Linked DNA regions of Homo sapiens: all the other regions are linked to region 3. A link is a contact called in ENCODE Hi-C or POLR2A ChIA-PET data. All regions are on one chromosome and are shown on one strand. Each heading gives the region's core, a stretch centred on a gene start or an enhancer-like site at or near the end of the contact. The rest is flanking DNA. Distances are from core to core; before and after follow the strand shown. Region 1 overlaps LOC105370504 (a long non-coding RNA gene). Region 2 has its middle 150 kb from the start of DDHD1-DT. Region 3 overlaps LOC105370504 (a long non-coding RNA gene).

Region 1 (3,724 bases), core at 1,160-3,659, 41 kb after region 3:
TCTGCCCACTCAACCCTTTTAAAAGTTGCTTAGTTTTTAAGAAAATCTGAACTGTCAACCAACAGAGTAGAAAGATTTGCAGTGCCCTTAAGTCAACCAAGGGAGATCTAAAAATCAAAATCTCCCTGACATTAGTAACTAGCAATAAATGTTCAAACACTCAAGGAAATTGGGCTTTCTCCCACAAAGGTCATGTTCTTTTTTCCTCACTAAGTTCTTCTGGGGCTTATCTATAGTGATAGATCTACCAGATAAACATTCAGTCACCAGTTTAGGACACAGTATAGAGAAATTTCATGACAAAACACTAATTACAATGAGTAATGTACAAGTACACAGATCAACTACGGTTTATCTTTCAATATGAGCCACAGCCCCTTCCTGGGCCATTCTGGTCCCTAGTAAGGTAATATTCCTCCTGGCTGATTTCTCCAGGGTTTATTCTTGAGCTCAGACTTAACCAGGCTACTGCAATCCTAAGCCACGATGATGCTATTTGCGTTATTAAGGTAACACTAATTGCTATGACAGATAAACTCAGAAATTTTGTTCCATGCAATTACTCAGGAACCAGACTGTCAAAGGCTCTGCTGACTTCAGCACCTGGTTTCCAAGGTCACCCTAACCACTGACATATAGCCAGCAGAGGGGGAATGAGGATGGCAGTCACCTAGGAAGCATTGATGGGCCAGGCCTAGAAGTGATGTACATGACTTCAACTGGCATTCCATTGGCCAGAACTCAGTAACCTGGTCCCTCCTGAATGCAAAGGTCATTGGGAAATGCAGTCCCCATTTCAGTAGCAACTTCCCAGAAACAGTACTCTATGGAAGAGAAGCATGCGTCATGTGTGGACAGCAATCTAGATCTGCTACAATGAAGACAGTGGTAGCTGGTGGTAGCAACCACCATTTACTGTGTTCTAGGCCCCTGATAAGTGCTGGACAAATAGCCTCTCCCCGAATCCTCAAAATAACCCTATGAAATACATTTTATTATCCCACTTTTAAAGACTAGGAGGCTGAGGCTCAGAGAAGAATAAGTTAGTTGCCCAAAATCACCTGAGTAGCCAGGAAGAAACAAAGGCTAAAATCCCAGACTATCTAACCATAAAGCCCACGTTCTCCAGCACTACTCCACACTGCTTCCGTTACGTTTGGCTATAGTGACTTGATTAGTTTTTTTCCTCTTTGAGTTGTTTATCTTACTGCCAGAGAAGTTTCTACTCACCACAGAACTTGGAACTCCCTACAAGTTTGAGAATTGTCTAGGGTCTATAAAATTCCTTTGTAGCTTGAAGCCAATTCTTTCTTTCCGTGAAATGATCCCTGGATCTCCCACTCATCAAAACCTGCTTAAACTGGGCTCTCTTATTTCTTGGATGCACAGCCCCAGGTCAGCTCCCCGGGGCTGCTCCTCACACCCAAGTCTTTCTTAATGAACTTGCCTGAGTCATTGAATGTATTTTTTGTTAAACTTAGAGCCTGTCCAAAAAGAAGGTTTCTCAAAAATGTCCTGCCACTTTCCACAGGGCTCTCTCAAACTCTGAGATGTCACAAATCTCTCCTACTCACTCCCTAAAACTCTGTTTTAAGGCTCTGTCTTACGATCTATTACTTTTCTTTCTCCCTTGAGAAATAACACCTTCAAAACCTAACACTTATGTTTAAAATTGCTCGTACTTAGGTCCACGTGACCTTCACGCTGAAGAGGCTAGGGTGAAATTGGGGAAAAAATTAGTAACACTGGGGGCTGCAAATGTCTTCAGTTTGGCAGATTTGTTTTTTATTGTGAGGCAATTCAACCAGCCAATGTGAAGGACTCTTTTACATAAATTCAATGGAAGTTTCAGTCTCCCTTTTTGAAGTATAAAAAAATGTGTAAATGACCCATTTCAGATCTTTGGTTGTTTATTTCAATAACAAAAGCCTGATTCCTTTTCCTCTCAGAACCCTAAACCATATTTTCAGGGAAATTCTCAGATCCTTGCCTGAGAACTTGGAACAGTCCAAGTGACAGAGCTTTTGTTTTCGGCTTTTTCATTGACCTACAAAATCCTATTTTACTTTGGTTCTCCTTTTTCAATCCTTTTAATTGGGAGTGACTTTTTCTTTTCCATGGTAACATTTAATATGTCATGTCTCCCTCTCTTCTAGTGAGCTCACAATTGAATGTCAAGTGACCTTGACACTAGAAAGCCTCACCATACTGCTTTCTTCTTCAAGAATCTTCATTAACTTACCCAAATGTGACCATATAATGGAGAGAGGGAGAGGGACAGAAAGAGAAGAAGAGAGAGAGAGAGAGTGTGTGTGTGTATGTCCATTTTTGGCAACCCAGAGTCTACTTCCCAGAGCCAGCTGTAGCGCCTACTATGTCCCCATAGTAATCACACCCCCAAGGAATGTTCCAGCCAGAATCAGAATCAGCCTTGATCTCTGAGTCAGCCCTACAAAGTTCTCACCTTTTGTGGAGGAGTGGAGGAGCTCTGGGCCAATGTGACTCACAAAAAAACTCTTATTTCTCTGTGCCTAGAGGCCAAAATTACCATTGCCATTCTAAGCAGTCAATAAAAGGCATAGGGGACATTCAGTTAAATGTGGCAGATTGAATGTGTATATTTACCTTCACTGTTTGCCAAATACCACAAAAATTACAGAAAGGAGCAAATAAAATGCATAAATCCACAAGGAAGAGAACAATAAGGAAAATTAGAATAATTAAGTTTTGGAAGCTGAAAAGCAAATGGACTACTGACTTAGCAGACGTGAAAAAAATAAAACCTAAGCTAGCAGTGGGAAAAACACATTTATCTGGACAAAGAACTAAGTCCAGTCTCTTAGCACCTCTTAAAGAAGGAGTGCAGACAAGCCTGAAAACAAATGGATTTTTTTGAAAGTCAAAACCAAGCAGTATTTCCATTATCTGCTGCTGCATAAAACCTACCCCAAAACTTAGTGGTTGAAAACAACCATTTTGTTTCGCACACAATTTTATGGGTTAGAATTAAGGAAGGGCTCAGCTGGCCAGATCATCTCTGATCCTGGTGGCATCAGCTGGGGCAGCTGAAGCAGGAGAATCCATTTCCAATATGGCCTTAGCATTCATGTTCTGGCAACTCAGTGATCCTTGGTGCCTCTCTCTTTCTCTTCGCTCCTCTCTTCACTCTCCCAGTGAAGTCTCATTCTCCAGAGCCTCTCCCATGGCTTGGGCTTCTCACAGCAGAAGCCTCAGGATAGTTGTACTTCTTACTGGCTTCCAAGAAGCAGAAAGGAGAAGCTGCCAGACTAGTTAAAGACCAAACCGGGAAGTGGCCCAGCATCATTTCCACTGTACTCTGTTGGTAGAAGTCCCAGGGTCCACCAGATTTGAGAGAGTGGAGAAATAGACTCCGCATCTTAATGAGAGAGGACACAGTCACATTGGAAGAAGAGCACATAGGATAAGAGATGCTGTTGTGGCCATTGTTGAAAAATGCAATGAACTACAGTCCACCTTTTAACCACAATACTTCACATCCTTCCCAGTGCAAAATATATTCATCCCACACCCAAGACGGCAAAGTCTCATCCCACTATGGCATCAGCTCAAATCCAGGATCTCAGCATGTACATTAGATCCAGGTGCAGATTCCTCAGGAACAGCTTCAGGCACAATTTCCCAGGTACAGCTCCTTAAACTCAGTTCTCTGGAGTTGAAGATCTGTGAACTATAGACATAAGTC
Region 2 (4,277 bases), core at 208-2,707, 62 kb after region 3:
CATCTAGGCATTGTCACCCCTTCAAGTTGCCCTCAGAGTGGGACAGTCAACTTGGAACAAAGTTTGACTTAACACAAGTTTCCCAGGTCTGAGAAATATGGCAAGAGGTGGGATTTATTGTTGTTGTTGCTTATCAAAACAGTGAGAAATGGCATGTTAATCAGCGAAGGACAAATTGTGGCTGTCATTTCCTTTTTCTCTAAAAGGTAAATATGTATAGACTGCAAATCATGTCCAGGAGAACTTATTTCTCACATCCCCATCCATCAGTTTGCTCTCAACTGCTCTCAACAAAGTGAGGAACCAGCTTTAAAATAGCTCTGAAATGGAAGGCTACTCTAGGTATGAAATATCCCATGGACCAAACCCAATAATCTCACTTCTCTTGAGTGCTCTCTTATTCTGACATCCAGCATGGTCACAAATAGCTTTTAAAACTGGACCAGGTACAGAAACCAGTCAAAGAAAATAAGAGGATAAAATTTGGAGAAGCCCGTCATGGATTTTAGCTTCCAAGCATATCACCAAAACTGTAATGTTCAACAACTTAAGCAGACATTCTCAGTGACTTCAGTTGACTTCAATGAATTCTGTTTCAGTCCATTTACCACAAAACAGTATGCCAAGGAAGGGACCCCACAGAGAGGAACTTCTCCTATCTAGTCATACCCTACCAACTCAGGTCTGAGGTCCTGATACTAAAAAGCTAAGTAACAAAGAAAATAATTTTTGTGCCTCTGAAGCCATTTTTCGAGGTGAGATGTTTCGCTCCTAGCCAAGCAAAGCTGCAGAATCTGTAGAATGTTGTCTTGCTCCCTCCTTGTCACCAGCCTGCCCTTTAACCCACCACTGAATGCCCTTTTTCTGCTCCAAGACAGCTATTGAATCACCACATTATACTCCCTGACCCTGCGGGGCCATGGTACAATATCAGAATGTCAAACTGGGTCTGAAAAGGGCTTTGTGTGGGATGAGACAAGACTCTAAGGATAGTAGAGCTGCTGAATCACTCAGGATCTGACCACAAATAGTGCTACGCTAAGCTTGCTGGGTAAAACTGCTGCCAGAAGCCCCTGTTAAATTTCTGGGCTAATTATGGAGGGTGGGAGGGTGACCTTGGAGGCAAGTTGTACTTAACACAGAGACCAGGAAGCCTAAGGGAAGAAACCCAAGTTGTACATCCTCATAAATACAATTTAAAATTCTCTAATTTAATAAAAGCATGCGATCCTACGACAAGGTAGTTTTCCTTAGGAGCAGGTGCACTGCAATTTTTTTTTTAATTTTCATATTAAATCTTCAGAGAGTTACACGGTAGATGGCAGCCTGGAAATACGCTGATGTATCCTGGCAGAATTTCAGACATAATGATTTTTTTTTCCTCTGTAAATCTTCCATCAGTGGGAAGGAAAGCCCTGCCAAAACTGAGAAACCCAAGCTGGAGGCAGCGAGGCTCCCACTCAGAGCACGGCGACATGCCAAGGCTTTCAAGGCCAAATCGGAAACAACCACGTTGAGTTCATTAAAACGACTGAATGATCAAAGTCATGCAAGCCTTCACAAAGGCAAAAATTAATCTGTTTAATACTTGGCTAAATTCTCAAGTGCTAAAGTAAATTTGAAACGAAATTCATCAAACTCCCCCTCTTCCTGTGGAAAAATCCTTTGAGTTCCTCAGAGTGCCCAGCAGATGGCAGAAGCGGTCTTTGTTTCAATCCATGGGCCTCAGCTACCGCGCCATGCCCAAAATTAACGGGAATAGGTACACCTGGGTATAGTTGTATATCTGAATGTGAAAATACACTTTCAGGATATCAGGAATTATATTCCAGTATGGCTAGGGTTATTCTCAGTTATCAATCTCGAGGGAGGAAACGTCCCCAGGAAGTGGTACCAAAAGATGACTCTTGCACATCAATGAAAAGGCCTGTGGAAGGACGACAGTCCAACTACTGGAACCCTGTTTTTATATCTCTCAGGAGCCTCCCACCATGCCCACCCCTCATCTCCCTCCCATTTCCTACTCCTTAAAGACTTGCATACACATTCCTGAGTCTTCAGCAACCTGTGTCCTCGCCACCCAGGTGAAGAAGCTGGGTATGTGCAGGATATTCCCTACTGCAACAATGCCTCCTCAGCCTGCCTCCTCTGCCCAGGTCAGCCTCCACAACCAGAGGTTCTGGGAATTAGGTTCCACTGTCCTGAGCATTATGAATATTGATTCCTGTTGGACAAACTGCAGCTAGTCTAGGATCTCAGATTCCTCCATTTCCCGGGAGGGCAACATATAAAATATTAATACATTTCATCATGAGAAACAAAACTCATTAAAACTACATACATATTCATGAAAATTCTTTCACTGTTTATTTCATGAAATGAAAACATTTTTTCCAACCAGATCAAGGGAGGGAAGAAAATGTTTTCTATAGGTCCAATTTTATACACTCTGGTATGAAATGAATCAATAGTAGCTAGGAGGAGAAAAATCAAAGATTTCCTTTTCAACAGCAATAAATCCAGTCAAATCCTATTTGGTATGGCACTTGCCATAGCTTGTAAAATCTGAAGTTGCTAAATTATGTATTTCAATAGTAATTCCTTACAAATTAATAGGAAGTGCTAAATTAGGACAAGTGGCCTCCAATTGGATCCAGATGCTCAATCCTAGACTAGGTAGAAAGTGTGAAAAATTAGGAACTGTACTGATTCTTTCTCTGAGTTTGTTGAAGGAGCCAAGTTCTTCCAGCATGGAATGTAAACACTTGGGAAGGTAGCCTAAGAGAAGCATGTGTTACGTGGCAGCCTGAGTCCCAGCTGTGTTTACACTGAGATTCCAAAATATCTGAGCCTGGAAGGACAGCTGTGGTGTAAGGAGGAACAGAGGAGCCTCCTGGGACAGAATGACCCCAAAGGGAAAGAGAGAAGCTGGTTCAAAACCAATGGGCCAGGGTTCAAGGGGTGGTGTGGTCATTAACAAAGCAGGGTGACCATCGCTCAGCTTATCCAGGAGACTCACATCCAAGTCCCAAGGGTGATGATGGAGAAAATGCTGAAACCTGTTGACATTATTGGCCCCCCTCATGCTGCTGGCTGTGTTGATGGTGGTGGAAACAATAAAAACAGCACTGGCCTTGGGCAGCCGTAGGGCTGACATCACCATCCTCAATCTTGGAGACTGGCAGCATCCACAGAGAGAGGGTGCCTTTGGGAGGCATCTGTGACACTGCTGCTGCATCTGCCATTCATGAAGAAGAGGCCCCAGCTGCAAATGAAGCCAGCATTTAATGACCCAGTATCAGAAGAAGAAAAATCACAGACCTCCTGCTGTGACAAAAACAACTAGTTCTCAGAGAACTGGCTGCGGTAGTGGAATAAAGACCCCCCAAAGATGCCCACGTCCTAAACCCCAGAAGCTGTGAGTGCATTACCTTACAGGGCAAAAGGGACATTGTAGATGTGATTAAGGACGTTGAGATGGGGACATTATCCTGGATTATGTGGTGGGCCCAAGACAATCAATCACAGGGTCCTTAGAAAAGGGAGGAAGGAGAGTCAGAATCAGAGAAGAAGATACAACAACAGAAGCAGTGGTCAGAGAGAGATACAAAGATGCTGCACTGCTGGCTTTAAAGATAAAGAAAGAGGCCTCAAGCTAAGAAATGTAGGAAGTCTTCAGAAGCTGGAAAAGGCAACGAAATGGGTTTTCCCGTGGAGCTTCCCAAGGCAGCATGGCTCTGCCGACCCATTTTAGACTTACAGCCCCCAGAACTATATAAGATAAGTGTGTGTGGTTTTAAGCCACTAAGACTGTGGTAATGTGTTACAGCAGAAATTGGAAAATAATACACTGGTGATATACTCTTTTGAGGGCTTTCAGAACCATTTGTGAGGATAAGGAGGCTCAAATTCCCACAGTACAAGGGGAAACAGAGCCAGAATGTGTGGGGGCGTTCTCCTCCACAGTTTGTGCGTGTGGGGGAGGCAGGTTAGTGTAGGGTAGACTAGGTCCATGGGTCTGCTTTATGGACCAAGCTCTCACGTTGAACCTTCATTCAAATCAGCAGCATCTGTTTTCTACAACACACATCACTTTGCTCTCCTTCCATATCTTCAAGAACTTCTAAGAGGCAAGTTGTGCCATAAGTACTTCAAAGGATACTACGTGTCCCATGTCTTTTTTTTTTTCTGTGAGACGGAGTCTTGCTCTGTTGCTCAGGCTGGAGTGCAATGACCCAATCTCCACACACTACAACCTCCATCTCCCAAGTTCAAGC
Region 3 (3,917 bases), core at 898-3,397:
GCCCCAGTTAGACCTTGAGCCACTTCTAACCCTCCCAGCATGGTGATCTTTCAGCAGCTTCATTCCCACCAGTATGTAGGGCCTGGGATTTGATTTGATGTTGCCAGCATGATATCCAATGTCCCTGAAGGGAACCACTGGGACCCACATGTCTGCTGACTGTAGTCTCCTTGCCAGGACCTGCTGAAATTCTACCCAATTTATATGACTTTGCTTTCTTCCCAACTTCCCAACTTGCACTCTAATTCTTCCTACTCTGAGTCACCTTGTTGACTGGGTGCCTACGGTTGACTTAGTCTTCACCAGGCACCCTTCTGCAGGGGCTTGGACCCTGTCACTATTCCTCCAGGCTTCCAGACAGACCTCCCTTGATGACTGTGCTAGCTTCTAAGTACAAGTATTGCTGCTTTCCAGGGATCTCTACTGTTGACCACCACTCACTAAATTAGAGCCTTCCCACCATTCCCCAGGACTCATTGGATGTAGTGATTTGAGCAGCCTCACAGCCATACCATTTTGGCTAATGATAGGCTCTCTAGGGCCTCACCAAAAGTCTACATGATACCTTCCTTCCAAGAACCCCCAAACCTAAATCCCTGCCGTCGACTCCCTTCTCATGGTATCCCACGGCCCTGGGTCCACTGATCCTTTTGGGTCTTCCTCTGCGTGGAATTGAGGAAGGCCTTGCTGATATTACTATTGGCTATTACATGCTTCTCCCATGGGTTCCACAGCGTGGGCTTAATTATCATTAACTCATCACCTGCATCACCCACCATCTCATGATGAATGAGACACACCATACTAGTCACAAAGGGTGAGGTCTCCTCCAGAGCTTTCTCCTGCACAGTCTCTCATCCTCTAGTCAAGAGGATGACTACTCTCCTCCCAACCATCTCCAGAATAATTGTAAAGATTGGGTTGTGGAAGAGAAATCTTGGTCTCGCCTTCATGGGAGGCCTCAAGGCTTGAGATTTCTTTTCCTGAAACTTTCACCCACTCTTTGGGTACCAAAGATTGAATCCTCACCAATGACCATCAAGAAGCCCCACTGCCTATAGCTAGCATTGGGCCAGATGTCTGACAGGTTGTAGGGAGAGTACTTTTAGTCTTCAGCTCAGACTTCTCATGCTTATACACTGGATTTGGATGATTTTCAGATTCTCCTGAAGGCTACTTAAATAGCTCCTCAAAACAATGGGACCCCTAGCGTGAGTTTAGCACACAGGGAAAACAAAGGCATACTCACACTTACAATCACCAGGAGTGACATTCAAATTCAACAACTGGCAGCCATTCATTAATTTGCCGGCTTGTCAACATTCTCAAAAATATAAAACTTCAGAATTTTTGTGGGAATATACTATTATTGTATCCAGCAAATCCTTTTCCATGGGGTTGCCAACCAAAATAAGCCATTTGCTGACCCAACACTGCTAATAGCATAGTTTTCAACAGAGAACGCTAAGTGTCAACTTTCTCAGCCTTCTACTTCCACCTATTACTTGCAATTGTCCAACTACTCTTTAATTCGACTTACTATAACTCAACAAACATTGATTTGAGGGCTATTGCATGACAGACCCTGCTGTTTCAGATGCTGCAGTAAGCAATAATAGCAGAGGATTTGAGAATGTTTACAACACATTTCCCATACTTCATCTCATTTAATTATCTACACCAAATTATTATACAGCTCAGATAAGTAAAACATTGATAGTCCTGTTTCTTACCTCCTTCCATCCAGCAAGCTATTCTTGATCCCTCTAAAGTCAGCTCTCTACTAAAAAAAAAAAAAAAAGAAATAAGAAAACTCAGTGGCCCAGGGAGTTTCAACAACCAGTTTATCTAACTGTTCTACTTGTTGCAGTACAGGCCACAGAGACCTCTACATTTATTCAGTGACCTCAAAAATAAAAATTAAAGTTTCCTCCAAATAAAAATTCCTTAAATGACTTTCACTAAATTTTCAGGCTAGCTTTAATGCTGGCATAAACTAAATAAACAGAATAGAATTTTGTTTATAAACTCTCCAGATTTGGACTATTAGTCATGAGCAACCCATACAAATAAATTTTCAAACTGACCTTTTCTACCCTTGCCACTTCAGTGTAAGTCATCCATGACTTCTGGTCATCCCACATACTTTGTACTGACAAACCTTTAATTTGCAAATGAAGATGGGATGACTTAATAGGTAATTTTTCATTTAAGAAGTAATATTTTTGTTAAGTGCCTTGTCTGACTAAGTTAGCAACCAAAGTTAAATCCACAGAGTATAAAAAGAGTTTTGTTTACACAAAAAAAAGAAAGAAAGGAAGAAAAATTCTTGTCCACTTCATTCTTTGACAATGCATCAGAATAATAGTGGGCTATAAATAGAAGATGCAAGAATGACTAATTCTGTTTTGACTCTATCTCTTCAATGACAAAGGAAACCCCTCTGTACAAACATATTAAGCTAAATCATAACAGCTGGACTTTAGGAATTTTATCTAGAACATCTACATCAAACAACTAAGGGTGCCAACCTTGAAGATGTACAAATAACTCCCAGTGGAACCCAGTTTTATAACTATCAACTCAAGGGACTTGTGATTTAAAAGAAAGATTTAAATACTGCCTTGCTTTAAAAGAATACTCCCTTGAAATCATCACTGCTAATAAAATACAGGAGAAATTTACCCCAAATTACTTTATCCTGGAAAAATCTGTCTTTTGTGACTGAGAGAGCACACATGCTTCATTTATAGCTAGAATCTTTCTTTCTGAAAGCTTAGTTATCCTTCAGAAATTTGTCAGCTAAATTAAGCCCTTAGCCATATAGAGAGAAGTCTGCTGGCACTGCACTGGGAAGAGAATGAATGAAAGACTGGATTGAATTTTCCATGGAAGCCGACAATTAATATTGTTTTCTTTGGTATATCCCTTTCTGTCCGTTGTTTTTGAGCTCTCCAAGAGAAGAAAAAAGTTAAGAAGCCTGATTCAGTCATTTCCAAATCTCACTTCCAGTTTCCATCTTATTTAAGACATGACTTAACTTTAATGTGTGTAACATAAACAGAATCATAAAAGGGAAAGAATTAGAACAGTCTGGAAGAGTCGGTGTCCAAAGCAGGAAAATGCCACAGCTGATTTGCCCTTTTTATTGTTGTTGGTCTTTTCGTTGTTTACTGCAAGGAGAAATTATCTGTTCCTCTGCTGCCGCTTCCTCACCCTCCATTACAATCACTGGGAATTCCAATTTCACAAAGTTATTACAATACAGCCACAAATAATCCATCTTGCCAAGTCCATCTTCAGGGCCGAAGATAAAGTTGGAGCTGAGTTGCTACACACATCTGGAGAAGGTTCGTTACTTGTAATCGTGAGCTGCTCTGTTAATGCACCCATGAGAAAGGGGCTGACAGGCTGCATATTTCTGCAAACTGTTCCCAGAAAGAACCAATTTCCTGACTTCCATGTGGTGTCAATAATGGAGGCATGAGATGGAGCAGTGCTTATGAAATATTAAATCTGCTTACAGGACCAGCTAGAAGCAAATTCAGACCACCTGTGAGAGGAAGTCTAGCAGTGGGTACGCACACTTTGGCACACACATGGCACATGTGAATGATATGCTCTAATCTATGCATTTGGGCTCATTTGCCACAAAACTTCCTGACAGAAGTAGTGTGTGTGTGTGTGTGTGTGTGTGTGTGTGAGAGAGAGAGAGAGAGAGAGAGATGCAGTAAAACACATTTCTGCACATTTAGAACTGAAACAGTTCAAATCACTGACATTATTAAATTTACTATCATAAGCAGCCAAAGTTCATCTTATTCATCAGGAAAAAAGTGACTGATGTTTCGTGGCATTAGTATTAGATCATTTTGGTTCTTGCCAATAAAAACAAAGCATTAGTGTTTCAATGTTTT

What was found. Hi-C counts contacts between places; a loop is a spot of excess contacts on that map. ChIA-PET counts read pairs that join two places held with the same protein, here RNA polymerase II (POLR2A).
Region 1: a map of PC-3 shows a loop between it and region 3 (4-fold over the local background). The contact joins two enhancer-like sites. A Hi-C loop is called at or near these places in 1 of 168 maps with a recorded cell type or tissue (PC-3). POLR2A ChIA-PET finds 5 or more read pairs at or near these places in 2 of 52 experiments (MCF 10A and Panc1).
Region 2: a map of PC-3 shows a loop between it and region 3 (3-fold over the local background). The contact joins two enhancer-like sites. A Hi-C loop is called at or near these places in 1 of 168 maps with a recorded cell type or tissue (PC-3). POLR2A ChIA-PET finds 5 or more read pairs at or near these places in 2 of 52 experiments (H1 and PC-3).

What each region holds. Positions count from the first base shown.
Region 1 is chr14:53,326,586-53,330,309 of GRCh38, reverse strand. LOC105370504 (a long non-coding RNA gene) reads right to left here. Exons shown (of 4, transcript XR_943876.3): 1 at 1-3,724. Among named protein-coding and RNA genes, the nearest start is that of DDHD1-DT, 180 kb to the right of the region's middle. Within about 2 kb of position 2,409, at least 2 of the 41 ENCODE cell types and tissues checked have a DNase peak (open chromatin) inside an H3K27ac peak, as active enhancers do.
Region 2 is chr14:53,303,796-53,308,072 of GRCh38, reverse strand. No RefSeq gene overlaps it. Among named protein-coding and RNA genes, the nearest start is that of DDHD1-DT, 150 kb to the right of the region's middle. RefSeq lists an enhancer at 1,528-1,822. Within about 2 kb of position 1,457, at least 14 of the 41 ENCODE cell types and tissues checked have a DNase peak (open chromatin) inside an H3K27ac peak, as active enhancers do.
Region 3 is chr14:53,367,318-53,371,234 of GRCh38, reverse strand. LOC105370504 (a long non-coding RNA gene) reads right to left here. Exons shown (of 4, transcript XR_943876.3): 2 at 1,734-1,783. Among named protein-coding and RNA genes, the nearest start is that of DDHD1-DT, 220 kb to the right of the region's middle. RefSeq lists an enhancer at 1,743-3,917. Within about 2 kb of position 2,147, at least 3 of the 41 ENCODE cell types and tissues checked have a DNase peak (open chromatin) inside an H3K27ac peak, as active enhancers do.